Linked DNA regions of Mus musculus: all the other regions are linked to region 1. A link is a loop called in an ENCODE intact Hi-C map of the cell type or tissue named here. Cell type or tissue: left cerebral cortex. All regions are shown on one strand. Region 1 overlaps Kcnk10 (potassium channel, subfamily K, member 10). Region 2 holds the start of Spata7 (spermatogenesis associated 7). Region 3 overlaps Kcnk10 (potassium channel, subfamily K, member 10). Region 4 has its middle 74 kb from the start of Gpr65.

Region 1 (2,500 bases):
TTTTAAATAATGAAAATAATAAGATAACGAAAGCAAACCAGAAGGGGACCCGTGAGAGGGAGGGAGTAGGAGTGGAGTAGGGTGTTGGGATGTAGAATATAAATATGAGTAAAGTATAATGATACATATGAATGAAGATGCCATTATGAAACCCATTCCTCATATGTTAGTCTTTTTTTTTTCATTTATAAGTAAGAATTGTGAGCATAAGTGATGGGAGCAAGCACCTATTCTGGCTCGTGAAATGCTGTTCTTTTTATTGTGGTGTTTATTTTTAGCGTCTGTGGTTGTAACTATAGATGTTACTAGTATACTCTTCTTCTCTGTCTCAGGCTGTGAAACACAAAAAAATTCATGAGAACCACTTGTCACGGAGACACAAGATGTTTCAGAAATAAGTTTTCAAAGCCAGCATCAGAAACACAGTCCCTTGATGTTCCTAGCAAAAGCTATCTACCCCCCCCGCCCTGTTAACTGCTGCCCCCTGGGGCCATCTCACCCTAGAATGCCCCCCACTTCTCCACACCAGTCCTGCCCCAGCTGCATCCTGGTCCTCCAAAGTTCCACCTGGGTGCTTCCTTCACAAATCCTGTTGATTTCAGGTCACCAAAGCTTCTCCCTGCATCATCTCTCCATCCTCGATGCCACTGCCTTGGCTAGTGCACCCTGGCATGTGGTCCCTAGAATTGCAATCATCTTGTGCCAATGGTTCTGAAACTTAGCTCAGATCACGTGACTCCGGCTTGAACCTCTTCAAGGCTTAAAATAAAGACCCCTCTTCCTCAATCCCAAACCTGACTCTATCACAACCAACACCGGGGCTTTGGAGATCCCCAGCCATGCCTCGCAGCACGAATTCCTGACTTTCTCTCTCCTCTAGGCTTAGAGCACTGTTTTCAGCTCCTCAAATACACGTGTTCCTTCTGCTCTGTGAACCTCTGCTCTGAGGTTCCCTCTAAGGAAATAGAGCCTCTTCTCACTGGCCTGGCAACTCCCACTCTAGGTGCCAGTACCATAAGGGTGTCATTTCCTCAGGAAACCTGTCATCCTTTCCTCTGGCCTTTGCCAATCTGCTTGTTTTGTTTCAGACAGAGGAGAAGCCTAAGTTGACTGGGAACTCACGAGGTAGCCTCATGTTAATTAAGCTCAAACCAATGGAAATCCTGCCTCAGGCTCCCAATTGCTGGCAATACAGGCAGGACTCACCACACCCAGCTTCAAGGTTTTCTAGCAGACTTTCTTAAAGCCTCTTGGTGCCCACAGAGCATGCTACACTTTGAATTCCTAATGCCACCCTACAGTGACTAATTTTGACCTGACACCCACACTGTAAACTCCAAGAAGACAGGTATTTTGCCTGCCCTCTTCTGACTATATTTCCAAGTCTCAGACTGTGCCCGGTGTCAAGTATGTATTTGACGAATAAATCCTGCGATGATTTAAAATAAAAGCCAAACTACCAGGCTTTGTAATTTCCAGAGATTTGGAGACCAAACAGAAGGCTGAGGCTGTACTGAAGGTATTTACAAACTGAAGGGCAATACCTCTTCATTCACTCTTCAGTCAGGCAAGTCATAAGACATTTTCTTCAAACATAACTTGCTTTCCTGGATCTAGTCTGAGGAAGGGAAGAAATGAAGTCATAAAAGAAATTGAAAGGGAGGAACTGAGCTGAGTGGGAATTAGATGTGATCAAGATATATTGTATAAAACTGTCAAAGACTAAATAAAACAATATTCTTTAAAAGAAGAAATATAATCTCTCTCTCTCACACACACACACACACACACACACACATTTTAACTCCAAGACTCACTCAAGCGCTGCCTATCCTACCCAATTCAGCCTGTATATGAGCTAAGAGGTGACTGGACACACTGTTTCAACTTGTCCCGCTCCAATACTATTTACAAAGAGCCACAATATCTATACATTAACATGTGGGGCAGTGGCCAAGACCAGGAGTATGGTGCACCCACACAACCTGCCTTAATACTCTTTACAGGAAGGGAAAGTGAACCCACACTCCTAAAAGCATACCAAACCATTGTGTGCGTGGGCACGCTGTAGGTTACTCCGTGAGCCCTTCCCAGACCCACCCTTGTGGAGAAAAACCACTCCCCACAGCCTTTCTACAACCTGAGCCAAAGGAGCCTAGTCGGCAGGATTAGTAATAAGACAGAGCAAAGACTCTGGAAGCCCCTTGGGCTCCATTATGCTTCATGCCCTATGAGAGAAGTGCTACCCCAGGGACAGCTGGGGCAGATCGTAGCCTCACATGCTGCCAAGAAACCTGTCCCTCTGAGGACACGCGGGCCATGAGGCTCAGCTCCAGGTCCAGTGAGAGTCACCCCACCCATCTGCCAGAGAGAGACAAAGATCACTAGAAACAAAGGACACACACACACAGGCACACGTACATGCACATTCACAAAGTCAAAAGCAAATACCAACACTTGGTATAATTTCAAAACAAACAGCAGCTTGGTGTGTCTTTAA
Region 2 (2,500 bases), 55 kb after region 1:
ACAGCTGAGAGGCTGAGAACTCAGTAGTTTCTTCATCCTTGAGTGCCTCTGTAGTCAGAGTAACTCCCCCACCCCCACCCCCACCCCATGGTGCCCATCTCTCACTGGGGAGGCTGGCATAGTTGCTCTGTCCACAAGGCTGGATGCCTCAGCTGTCCTGATCTGGTGAAAAAAAAACCTGAAAGAGAGAGCTGCTGAACCTTAGATCCTGATAGAAAACTAAAAAGAACTGATTCTGGTGTGGAAGGATTCAACCACAGCAGCAGAAGAAAGCAACTTGAGGAAAGGACAAGCCAGAAGAGGTGAATTTCAGCCATGACCGTTTACATCTGGACTGCTAGTAGATGATAACACCTTCAATCAGAGTGGGTCTTCAAAATCAAAATTTATCTATTTATTTATTTATTTATTTATTTATTTATTTATTTAATGCATATGAGTACACCATTGCTCTCTTCAGATATACCAGAAGAGGACATCAGATCCCATTACAGATGGTTGTGAGCCAACATCTCAGGACCTCTGGAAGAGCAGTCAGTACTCTTACCCGCTGAGCCATCTCCCCAGCCCCTTCCAAATCATTTAAGGAAATCCGGAAAGCCTCCCTATTCTGGAGGTTCTAACTTTCACTAGGGTGCCATAAAAACCAACCATAATATCTAGACGCTCAAAGTTCAGCAAATCTGGCTCGGAATCCAGTATGCTTTCTGTGACTACAGAGGTTCTCAAATGGGATGTAGTTTCCTCCTCAGGCAACCTTTGGCAATACCTAGTGACATTTTTGGTTGCAATTAGGTTGCAATTAATGGGTTGTGGTCTTCTAGTGGGCAGAGCCCAGGAATACTGCTATATGATACCACAACAAGGACTTATCCATCCAGCCTAAAAGTTCAAGAACGGGTTGCTGAAAAGCCTAGCGGGACAGAATGCTTTCTGCACTCCCTCTACCCCGTTCTGCTCTTATTTCCATGGATACACAATTAACTACTGCAAAAATAAACAACTCGCAGAAAGCAGCGGAATACATCCACACTTTTCTCACTGCCTTCTTCCATTCAAAATGAACCGATCTTTGTGGCTTTAAAGATAAAGGGAGAGCGAGTGCAGGAGCTGAGGAACTCAGTAGGCAGAAAGGAAATTCACACTAATTGCAATGCTTACAATACAAACTTGGGGTTTGGGGCGGGGGGGGGGGGAGTAGCTGCATTAGATAACTGCTGTGTCAAAAGCGCTTGCGCTGCAAGCTTGGGGACTTGAGTTCGAATCACAGGCATCCAAGTTAAAAGTGCTGGCAGAAGCAGATATGACTCTCTTTCCGGACAGTTCACTCTGGATAACTGCCAGGATCCCAGAACAACAGATTGGGACCCGTGGCCATCCTCCCGCCGGCTGCTGGCACTTTCGGTAAGCAGGAGTGCCTGGGGGCGTGGGCGGGGCGGGGCCTAGGAGCACAGGTCCCTGTGTTGTGACGTCATAATCTGCAGCCGCGGAGCTCGCCCTTAGCAACCGCCCTGGCGACTGTCGCTGTGACCCTTTGCGCCCCCGCGGTCCTGGTCTTTTCCTTTTCACCTCCGCTGCGGGGGAGCTCGGCTTCATCCCAGTAAGAACCAAGGGGATACAACCGCGGAGGCCGCAGGAGGACTAAGCATGGATGGCAGCCGGAGAGGTAAGGGACTGCGCGGGTCCAGGCTGCCCATGGCCTTTAAGGTTGCCTGCCACCTCCTTCAGTGTCGCAGGGTAATGGCTGGAACTAGAAACGCCCTGAGCTCAGGGAGGCCCCGCATGCCCGGCTCTTTGATTTACTGCCTGACATCCATCCCCTGATCCTGGGACCCTGCAGCCTGTATCACTTGGGTATCTTCTAGGCGGAATACTAGCCTGGTCTTTGAAATCTAACCTGAGCCCCAGATCAGGCCGGCTGCTTTCACAGAAACGGCGCTCAGTTTGCTCATCTTGAAGGTAGTGGGTAAATACCCATGCCACGGAGTTCTTGGGGGTTAAGTGCAGATAATATACAGCAAGCTCCTGGTGCATTTTAAGTACATGAAATCTTCCACTCCCTCCCTCCTTCTCTCCCTCCCTCCAGAACTGACTCACCCAGAGCTGGTTATAATTCAGTGGCTCCAAGGTAGGAGCTGGGATACTGCATTTGTAATAAACTTCCAATGTGGCTGGTCATTGGACTGAATGTTTAATAGCAAAAGACTACCTTTGAATCGACCTGCTAATGATTAATTAAGCCTTGCTTTCATCTTGCATGCACCTTTATTCTACAATAATTTCATCAAAATAAGTGTTCTGCTTAGCATACAAGGTTGGGGGGGGGGGAGGATATTCAGACACCATCCCAACCTAAGCTCTAGAGGAAAACACACCAAATGCTGTTATGGTCTTCAGAAATGGTTACAAAATAAACTTTAAACCTTTGCAGTGTTCCACCCGTAACCCAACACTTGTTTACACACAAATCCTGTTAAATGGGTATTATTCATATTTTGAA
Region 3 (2,500 bases), 93 kb before region 1:
CAGTGAATGTGCTCTGTGTGGCTCTATAATAGTGGGTCTGTGTCACTGAAACGCTTGAGCAAACATAAAATGTACAGCATTATGAGAGAACCCTAATGTAAATTACAGACCAAGAAGTAATTATGCCCCAATGCAGGTTCATCGAATGAAACAAAAATGTGCTACCCTGTTAGAGAATGTTGACCATATGGGGTTAGTGTGAGTGTGGGCACATGTGCACGTGAGTATCGATGTCTGTGTTTTATACATATGTATGCATATATAAATGGAAATATATGTACATATAAATAGGAATGTATAATATAATTGAGAATGCATATATATATAGTAAATCTATATGCTGCCCTTTCAATTTTGCTACAAATCTAAAACTGCTATAATAAAGTCTTTGAGAGAGATGAAAAAAATAAACAGATATAATGACATATTTTTAAGTGTCTCTTTCATCTTGCCTTAATTGTGGTTGCATGAAACCATACTATCTTCTCCTAGTGTAACCTTCTTGTAACCATGAGGTAACAAGCCTATGGATGAAAAGCTGACATGCCAAGACAAACAAACAAACAAACAAAACTCTGGATATGTTTGACACTGCGTCGTGGCTTGTGGACTCCACTTAAAACAAGCTGCCTTCAGGCTTCTTGCTACATGAGATAAATGAGCGTCCAAATTCTCAGCCACTATTTATCAGTGATGCAGGGGGTGAGGGGGGCAGAGGGCATGCCTGTTCTCCTGGCATCCCGATGTCTCAGGACATGCACTGAGCCTCTATCTATCCCCACTTTCCAACTAGACAAGGGGCTTAACCTGATCAACCTGGACCCTTTCTTCTCACGCCCTTCGTTTGCTGTGTGCAATGATCTTGCTGTAAAGGGATGAGTTAGGTTTAGCCCTCCAGGATGTAGCGAAGTCGATGAGGCAGACTGTCCTTGTAGAGAACGTCTATACTACCAATGATTCTACAACCCCAAGGGTATTGCAGGGAGATGGTCTGTGATGCCTTCAGAAGATGAATTACTCCGATCCCCAGTCGCTGTGACACGGTGACCTATCGCTCCCACAATGATGTGATCCAATATGGCTGACCTTTAAGGTAGATTATCCCCCACAGGCCTGATCTAATCTCAAAGTCATCAAAAGCAGAGAGCTTTCCCCTTGGCTGGGCCAGAGTGGAAGTCAGGGAGATCCAAAATGTGAGGAGGACCCAGCACATCCTTGGTTTGGAAGCTGAAGAGGCACATGCAGCAAAGCATTTGGGTAAAACTGAGAAAACTGCTCCAAATTCGGCAAGGAAATGGGCCTCTCCATCCTACAACGACAGAGAAATGTGTTTGTAGCTGTCTTCTCCAGATGGAAACACTGCCTTGCAGCGGAAGCAGAGAGGATCACAAGCCCTCACAAAACTCCCAGTAGGTGTGAGGACCATGCTAAGGTTTCATACGCAGTAAGCAACTCCCAGGAAGGAGACTCTTCAGGAGTTGGGCTGCCCACAAGTCCTGTGGGAAGCTCTAGCTTGCACTATGAGCCCTCAGCCTTAGTAGGATAGGGATCTGGGTCATGCTGCTAACTGAGTCACTTCTCTTCTGTGAGCATCCCCTCACACACTCACTCTCCTGGAATCAACCTCAATAAATTCACTGGTTCGCTTAGGCTCAGATGGAATTCTTATTTTGGTTCAGCGTTGCTCCTCTGCAGTTAGTAGAAAGGGTGCCCACCCCAGGAAAGGGTAATACAGTGAATAGTGGCTTTTTCCCACATGTGAATTTGTTTGGAAGCAGGCTCTTCCTCAGACCTGGAGCCTCATTTGGCCAACATTTTGTTTTTAGCCCCATGTGATATCCAGAATATATTATCACCTGAACCCACCAGACCTGTGACCTCCAGAGCAATGACGGAACAAGTGGCTGTGCTGTCATATGTTTGTGATGACATATTACATCTCAAGAGAAAACTAAGTCCTTTGGCAACATAGCTAACACGCTGCATCTCCTGGTCAGCTCGTCAGTAACAACACTAGCATTGTGACATTTAACTGATGCCTATAGTTCTCAGTTAGTCCCGACAACCACAGATGAAGGTGTTTCTACTCCATCCAAACATCAACAGCCTGGCTTTTTATTGTTTTATAGCCCAGACTCATTCCTCAGCAGCACAGGGTCCCTCAGCAGCTCTGCAAGTGAGAGTCCAGCTAGGGTACGTTTAAATGACCCAAAGAAGAGTCACCCAGAAGACTGATAAACACACACACACACACACACACACACACACACACACACACACACAAAACACAAAACACAAAACACTTTCTCTTCCCAAGAGCTGAAAGACATCAGATGAAGGGAAATGGTTAATAATCAGTATGCAGACTTTATTAAATGAAATTTTCCCTGTGACAACTGAAAATTCGTGCCCCAAGTCTTGCAGGTGAATACAATTGCCTTTCCTCAAATAATCATCTAGGCGTAACTGGTCCTTTAAATGATGTCTATGTGGATAGCCA
Region 4 (2,500 bases), 230 kb before region 1:
TTTAAAGCATGTATCAGTATAGACAAATAGTAAACACACATACAAAGTGACCAGAAGGGACATATCAAGATAAACATATTTACACATAGTGGGAAAAGGAGAGGGGAGAGATTTGGGAGGAAGAGGAGGGTTGCTTTGGTTATTGGAAGAAATCCATGAGGGTGGACTTCTAAGATGAGCCACAGTGGAGCACACTCATACAATCCATCACCAGGAGGGCGGGGCCTTGAGTCTATCTAATACAACAAAGTGGGTGGGCTGTCAATCATGTGTTGATGATATATATTATGGCAGAGATATGGAATTTTTAACTGGGGTTGGGGGCGGGGAATGGAGGATTGGAGAGATGGTTCGGTGGTTAAGGGCACTTCCTGCTCTTAGAGAAGACCTGAGTTCTTTTCCTAGCACCTACATCAGGGAGCTCACAACCACCTGTAACTCCAAGTACAGAGGGATTCACTGTTTCAGGCCTCCATGGACACCTGCACTTAGGTGTACTCACTCATAGCAGGGGCACACACACACACACACACACACACACACACACACACACTCACAGAGAGAGAGAGAGAGAGAGAGAGAGAGAGAGAGAGAATTTAAAATAATAAGACAAATTTGTTTTTAAGGAAACTAAATTCCCCAACGATAGATTGGAAATAAAAGAACACTTCCCCAGAAGGGCATCATGATATCTGCTGGGCCCTTAAAGAAGGCTGAGAGGCCAGACTTAAAACAGAGATTTCGGCACTCCCTTGCTTCTATGAATTCTACAGCTCTAAGGAAGCTGCAAGTTCACCACCTGCGGGAGCTTTCCTTGCCAGATCAAACACCATGGCTCAAGCTTTGAGATCTACACAGCTAAAGACATTAGGTCACATCTGGGGTCCATTTCCAGCACCCAGGGCTAACAACAGTCTGTAACTCCAGTTCCAAGGGGTACACACCCTTGTGGCCACCATGGGAACTGCATGGACACAGTGCTTAGACACACAGTCAAAACACCCATAAACATAAAATAAAAACAAATCTCAAAAAAGTAACTAATATGAGATTATATCATGGTGTAATACTATAATCAATCCATTTATGTACACCTGTAATAAAAATTAAGGGAATTTTAAAAGTGAAAAAGAAAGGGGGGGGGGTCTGCCCTCTCCATGAGCCAGAAGCACAAACTAGAATTTCCAGCCCAATGTGCTATCCTTTCTCTTAATATTGTTTTTTAAATGTATTAAGTTACATGGGAAAGTTCAGTAATTTTATATATTTATGGTGTATCTTGATCAAATTAAACCAACATTCTTATTTTGTTAAACATGATCTGCCTGTAAATAACTCCGTATCAAACCCAATCCTTGTGGGCATGCAACAATTTGTGTGATGAGTTAAAATGTTTCAGTCTTAAGTGCCAGATCATCCCACATTGTAGAGACTTCAACAAGCTAAAAGTTGTCTCTCCCAACAAGAAAAATCTAGTCAGTGGTCCGTGGACCCCTCACAGATTATTTTCGATCATTAAAATTAAGAATTCCATTCCGTGGTCCTAAACGGGCACTTCTTGCCAGAATGGAGGAAGAAAATGGCAACAAAAACTCAGACATCCTTTTCCTTTGTTCTCAAAGCTCAGAGCTGCTCTTGCCCTTGTCCCTGTAACAAAATCACACTGTAGCTGAAAAGGAGGCATGGAGACACAGTCTCTATTTTGGAGAGCCACTGTGTTCTGCTAAACTGTGAAAGGTCACACCTGAAGAAGAGGATACAATGTTTGAATTGATATTTTGCAGTCTCTGCCACAGTGGGTTTATAGAGAGATACTGAACACGCTTAATTAGTACGCTTGCTAGGAAACCAGCTGACCCCAGTCTAATGGGACTGGGTGGATCTGACTGATTCTAGCTTTCAGTACTAGAAAGTCTCCTTAGCTATAGCTATGAGCCACATTCTCTAATACCATATTTGCCACCAACACAAATAATATATTTTTCTCCATCTGCTGGACAACTTTGCCCTCTTTTTAGCCTTTTCAGAACCCACAGGAAGAAAAAGGGGTGACATTATTGAGACCCCCATCAAGGTTCCATGTGTAACTCAGAAAGGGAATCTTCATAGAATACCTCAACACACATGAGAGTTACACAGAACTGCCCATGATCCTTTACGAAGCGGTGTCACAGAGAAAATCTAAGCTGCATCTCTGTGCTCATTCGGCTAATATACCTCCAAGCTTAAATCTTATTTGGTGGCTAAATACATGTAGATACAGTCTCTTAACAGTGTCTCTGGATAGCTTCTGTTCTGAAACGGTTTGATTCCGAGTGGCAGCCAAGGCTGTAATGTTTATCCCTTAGCAGAATAGGGGTTTTCCCTTTTGAGATCAAAACTGACGATTCTCTAACATGCACGGTTTTAAACATTTATAGAGTGTCCATTTTTAGGAAAATCACAGCTGTGTGACTATAGCATATTGGTGTGGAGGAGGGCCACATTGCAAGTCGCTGTA

Evidence for each region. Hi-C counts contacts between places; a loop is a spot of excess contacts. Peaks named below come from ENCODE experiments on the same cell type or tissue, not always from the same donor. Only the 100,000 strongest peaks of a DNase experiment are listed, where the experiment ranks them.
Region 2: a loop joins it to region 1, with 2.1 times the contacts of the local background. A loop is called at or near these places in 6 of 42 quality-filtered maps.
Region 3: it touches region 1 in a loop (3.0-fold over the local background); 4 of 42 quality-filtered maps call a loop at or near these places.
Region 4: a loop joins it to region 1, with 2.5 times the contacts of the local background. A loop is called at or near these places in 4 of 42 quality-filtered maps.

The regions. Positions count from the first base shown.
Region 1 is chr12:98,571,425-98,573,924 of GRCm38, forward strand. All of the region lies in intron 1 of Kcnk10 (potassium channel, subfamily K, member 10), which reads right to left. Among named protein-coding and RNA genes, the nearest start is that of Kcnk10, 2.0 kb to the right of the region's middle. In left cerebral cortex, no CTCF peak of the experiment used is centred here; DNase peaks (open chromatin) are centred at 1,030 and 2,032; H3K4me3 peaks cover 636 bases; H3K27ac peaks cover 1,089 bases.
Region 2 is chr12:98,626,669-98,629,168 of GRCm38, forward strand. It overlaps Spata7 (spermatogenesis associated 7), which reads left to right and starts at 1,474. Exons shown (of 11, transcript NM_001289572.1): 1 at 1,474-1,666. The coding sequence starts at 1,648. In left cerebral cortex, no CTCF peak of the experiment used is centred here; DNase peaks (open chromatin) are centred at 1,456 and 2,022; H3K4me3 peaks cover 1,591 bases; H3K27ac peaks cover 1,244 bases.
Region 3 is chr12:98,478,364-98,480,863 of GRCm38, forward strand. The region is part of intron 4 of Kcnk10 (potassium channel, subfamily K, member 10); the gene reads right to left. Among named protein-coding and RNA genes, the nearest start is that of Gm40893, 44 kb to the right of the region's middle. In left cerebral cortex, a CTCF peak has its summit at 1,370; a DNase peak (open chromatin) is centred at 1,446.
Region 4 is chr12:98,341,420-98,343,919 of GRCm38, forward strand. No RefSeq gene overlaps it. Among named protein-coding and RNA genes, the nearest start is that of Gpr65, 74 kb to the left of the region's middle. In left cerebral cortex, a CTCF peak has its summit at 956; DNase peaks (open chromatin) are centred at 899 and 2,412; H3K27ac peaks cover 651 bases.